Linked DNA regions of Mus musculus: region 1 is linked to region 2. A link is a loop called in an ENCODE intact Hi-C map of the cell type or tissue named here. Cell type or tissue: gastrocnemius. All regions are shown on one strand.

The links. Hi-C counts contacts between places; a loop is a spot of excess contacts. Peaks named below come from ENCODE experiments on the same cell type or tissue, not always from the same donor. Only the 100,000 strongest peaks of a DNase experiment are listed, where the experiment ranks them.
Region 1: it touches region 2 in a loop (5-fold over the local background); 1 of 42 quality-filtered maps calls a loop at or near these places.

The regions. Positions count from the first base shown.
Region 1 is chr2:11,764,522-11,767,021 of GRCm38, forward strand. The region is part of intron 3 of Fbh1 (F-box DNA helicase 1); the gene reads right to left. Among named protein-coding and RNA genes, the nearest start is that of Fbh1, 12 kb to the right of the region's middle. In gastrocnemius, no CTCF peak of the experiment used is centred here; a DNase peak (open chromatin) is centred at 1,287; H3K27ac peaks cover 969 bases.
Region 2 is chr2:11,534,032-11,536,531 of GRCm38, forward strand. It overlaps a transcript of Pfkfb3 not described here. Among named protein-coding and RNA genes, the nearest start is that of Gm10851, 14 kb to the left of the region's middle. In gastrocnemius, no CTCF peak of the experiment used is centred here; DNase peaks (open chromatin) are centred at 1,072 and 1,586; H3K4me3 peaks cover 1,980 bases; H3K27ac peaks cover 2,500 bases.

The DNA of each region.
Region 1 (2,500 bases), 230 kb after region 2:
GACCGTAAGTCAACAAATGTCACACGACAAAAGGAAGACATTATGGAATGATGATGCTACCCAGAGACATTTTCACCAAGATGTGATAGCAGGGCAGGTACCACCACACACCACACACATGTAGTTACACAAAGCAAAACTGAGAACAGAAGGAAGAAAGGCAGCAGGCATGTAAGGAGATGCTGGATTTAAATAGCACTACAGACTACTGAGCCTAACAGATCCACACAGATGCTCCATCCAACAGCAGCAAAATCCATACTCATCCCAAGCCACAATATGTTACATCATTTATTGGTTCACAAAGCCAGTCAATCGATTAAGATGGCTGAAGTTATGCCATGAGTCTTTTCAGTAAAATGAGGACACTCTAAGTTAAGGCAGCAGGAAAGCTGAGCTACCCACAACGTAAATCAGGCTTTCCTGTTCTAGAGATAAGGTGTCACCAAGTAGCTGAGGCTGGTCTTACACTCATGATACTCCTACCTCCACCTTCCTAGTACTGGGATACAGGCATGTATCGGTGCATCTGGCTACACAGTGCACCCTTAGAAGGGTCAAAGAAGCAATCATAGAGCACCTTAAGACAAGTAAGACGAAGACACAACACAACTTAACCGACACCGTGGAAACAGCGAGCAGCTAGCTTACAGGGAGGAGGCTTCTGTTTAGAACAGAAAGGGATCGCGCGCTCAGTAGAGCGTCTGTGGCCGAGTGTTTGCCTAGAACATGCAGGGCATAGGTTCAATCCCTAGCACTAAAAGAAAAGATCTAAAAACACCCAGACTACCTTCATACCTCAAAGAGGGAAAAAAAGGAACTAAGGTCAAAATTAGCAGAAGAAAGGAAATTACAAAGAGCAGAGCAGACGTGGGCATAGAAGTGCTTGTCTGTAACCAAGCGGAGCAGGCAGCAGCAGGAGGATGGACGATCTGAAGCTACTCTGGGATACGCAGTGAAACTGCACAAAAATAACAGTAACAGTAATAACAATAATTAAAAACCCTCGGCTAGATCAACTAAGAAAAATGAAAGGGACATTAAAATTAATGCCACAGAAGTAAAAGAACTACAAGGGGCAAAAATGGATAAATTCCTAGAAACCCACATCCCACCAAGTCTGCATAACAGAAACAGAATGACAGAAAGATAAAGAGTGAAGAGACAGAATCAAACAGCAAAACTTGCACCAGAGAAAAGCCCGGGACCAGATGGCTTCAGTGGGGAATCCTACAGAACATTTAACGAACAATCAACACCAGCATGCCTCAGACTCTGCCAAAAGACTGAAGAGGAGGGAAAGTGCCAAGTTCCTTTGGTGAGGCCAGCACTGCCATAACATGAGAGCAACTACTGAAAACACCCTGCTGTTGTCGATGACCAGAGTGACATCACTGTAACATTTTAAGAGAGAAAGACAAGCTTGGATATGGTCCCAAGAACTCTGTGTAACCCAGCCCCTCCCTATCCCCACCCCACAGCGCTCAGTGCATACAACAGCTTGCCATTTAGCTGACAGACACAGTGTCAGCAAGCAGGGCTCACATCTAAACTCATAGACATTGTTCTGAAATCAGCAACTAAGATGCCATGGTGGAAAGCTAGTGACATTTCTCCTGACCTCTTTCATAATTAGAAGAAAAATTTCGCTTTCCTCTTTTAGGCTGTATGAAGCTCAATGTATGGGTGCCTGAGATCTAAGATAGAGATCTAAGCTAGTGTGAAGACTGTACTTAGCAGCTGTCACTATGCTACAAAATAACGTACTAATTGTACCACAAATGCTACTGATAGTGTTTGGGTCACCACAAGGAAAAGAGAAAGACAATTCAAGAGTCATGGATGTGCTAAGAAAATGTCCAAAGGAGGGTCTCAGGCCTAAGCTTCCCATAAACAACGTTACATACGCTGAGAAAACACAAACTATAAAGATTATCAAGACCCAGATAAATAAGAGAATAATGCTTATTCTACAGGGAGCAGATACCTGCCTCCCTAACAGAGGAGAGTCTTTTCTAGAAAAGTACTGTTCTAGAACGATTAGGCAAAAAAGGAGAGAAGGCAGGAAAACAGGCAGTCACTCTGCCCAGTCTGAGCACAGAAAATGGAAGTATTAAGTTATCCAAAGAGGGAAATGAAAGAAGGCATAGAAGAGAACGGGTTATTAAGACCAAATGCAGAACCGTAATTACACTAACAGAGCTATAAAATGCTGAAATGGTAAAGAGGAAATAATGGACTTCAATGGGACAGGATGGGAAGGCACAGTTTGTACAATATGAAGTCTTGAAGAACATGCAAGATGGTAATGGACATACAGTGACCTTAATCTAAGTGGGTCGTGTGATTACACCACATGGTGCCAGACATACACAGTCTAAGGAAGGTCAGGGCACAGATAAAAGCAGATGTGAGAAGAAGGAAGGAAGGGTTCTAGAAGATTTGGTGGGGCATGCCTGGATGGCCCCAGATACCTGGGTAGTCTGTTCTTCATTCATGA
Region 2 (2,500 bases):
CCAGCACTCGGGAGGCGGAGGCAGGCAGATTTCTGAGTTCGAGGCCAGCTTGGTCTACAAAGTGAGTTCCAGGACAGCCAGGGCTATACAGAGAAACCCTGTCTTGAAAAACCAAAAAAATAAAAATAAAAATAAAAAAATAAAAAAAAATAAGACACAGCTCTGCAGATCTAATCTGCTTTGAGGAGGGGAAGGGTTAGAAAGCTGGGGACAGGGTAGGAAACAATGAACAGCTGCTGATATCACGATGCCGTTGTATTTGTTAAACCCATAGTCAGGATCATACTTCCTGGTGAGGTGGAGATGGGACATCCTTCCTTAGTGCTGGGCAGTCCTTTTCCACCTGTACATAGAGCAGCAACACACCTTAAAGAGCGAACCTTCCAGACCAAATGATAAATCGACGCAGAACCCTGCAGACTATATCACTTTTTGCAAGGTCATCTACCTATCTATCATCTATCTATCTACCTATCTATCATCTATCTATCTATCTATCTATCTATCAGGATAAATTCTTTTATGGATACACAAAGGCTTGGGGTACGCAAGATGAAAACTGAGTTTTAGGCACCCATCTCTCTCTCCTGTGAATGTGAACTTCTAGCTCAATCTGATTCCTGGACAGAACCCTATAATTTTTCAGTAATGAATCTCAAATTTGGCTCCTATAAGTTTATATCCCCCGAGGCAAAAGCAAGACCAACACAACCTCCTGTTTACCCAGCCTTCCAAATACTAGCAGATCGAAATCATGAGCCTCTCCTATCCTGCCCTTATCTTGCATCCCCACTGCTTACAAGGAAGCCTCACATGACATTTCCACTCTCACCGGCTCAGCAACTCTTCCTGTCCTCTTAGCTAAGTGTTGTGTGTAGTCACAGATGCAATGCATTCTAGGTCCTATGAACTAAGATGGTAATGGGCAGCCTCAGGGGTTCTCAGAGCCTTACCCTAAAGCTAGCTTTGGCTTCCTCGTTTCTGGACCAAAGCGATCATCTAGATCGGAAGCATTCTTCTCACAGCAGCTTCCGTGAGTTATTTACACAAATGCCCAGCAGAACATCGCGTCCGTGATCAGGGGGGTTGGCATACTCTGCTGCCAAGCAATTGTACTACTGTCGAAGATTAAAAACACTCTGTGCTCTTAGGCAATCGCCCAAGTTCAAGGTTTCAAAATTTAAAAGAGAGAGAGAGAGAGAGAGAGAGAGAGAGAGAGAGAGAGAGAGAGAGAGAGAGAGAGAGAAAGGAAAAATAGATTTTTAAAATAGACCTGTCCTTGTAACTGTTTTTCTTTTGTGGGTTTGCAAGCCCACCCCGGCCGCACCCGCCTCTCGGTTCCTCTACAGTTATTTACAAAGCGTAGCGGCTCCCAGGCCTTCTTGGAAAATTCCCTTTGCCAGGAAGGCGACCCAGCGGGCCAGCAGAGGCGGGAAGCCCAGGGACTGCAAGCCCTCCACCCATGCCTGCGGTGCACAGACACGTGCGTGCGACAACTGGGAGCACAGACGGGCACGTGAACTCAGCGTGCCGTACAGTCCCGAGGGGAGGAGCGAGCGCTGACCAGCTCGTGGGCCGGCCGTGCGCCGCAGCCAATCTACGCAGACCTGCTTCTAGGCCACGCCCCTTTGTTGCCAGCTGCTGCGTCCCGAGCTGACCTCTTCAGGATGGTGAGACAGCGGGCAGTCTCTGCCCAGGCTGCGCGCAGTGCTACCCACCACTTTTCTGGGCGCGGATACAGTAGAGGATGCCGTCCCTATGTTCCTATAAGGGATCTCAGAGACAGGGTTCCTCCCCTACACTAGGTTGGGTTGTCGGGTTCTTCCGGGTCCTCTTCCCTGGTAACCACTTCAGGACATAAGCCTACCTTCTTCGTTGCTTCCACCCCCATAGCCACTCTCAGAAATCAGAGGCAGAAAAGAATGTTCCAGGGTTGACATTCAATCTACTGAAGTGTTTGGTTTGTTTTTTGTCTTCGGTTACTTTTCTGAACTAGACAAGTCTTTAATCCCAACATTCTAGAGGCAGAAGGTAGTGGATTTCTAGGAGTTTTAAGCCAGCCTGAGTTACATAATGAGTTCTGACAAGCCGGAGCTAGATGGTGAGACCTAATAAATAAATGAATAAATAAGTTAATGATTAATTTTTGGAAGCCAAACGTGGCAGTAGTCCACAACTGTAAGCACAGCGCTTGGAAGGCGGAGGCAGGAAGATCAGAATTTCGGGGTCATATTATAGTGAGTAAGGAGACAGTCTAGGCTACATAAGACTCCATCTCAAACGCCAGTTTCAAAATGTGAGGTTTCTTCATTTAAATTTTAGCGAACATACAAAATAATGGGTTTCATTGTAAAATTTTCTTACATATATGTCATTGTAGTTTGCTATTACTATTATCTTCATTTGGAGGGACGGATCTTGCTGTGTAGATCTTGCTGTTGCCCTCAAAACCAAGTTCCTCCTGCTTTAGCCTCTGTAGCCTCTTTAGCCTGGTGCTGGA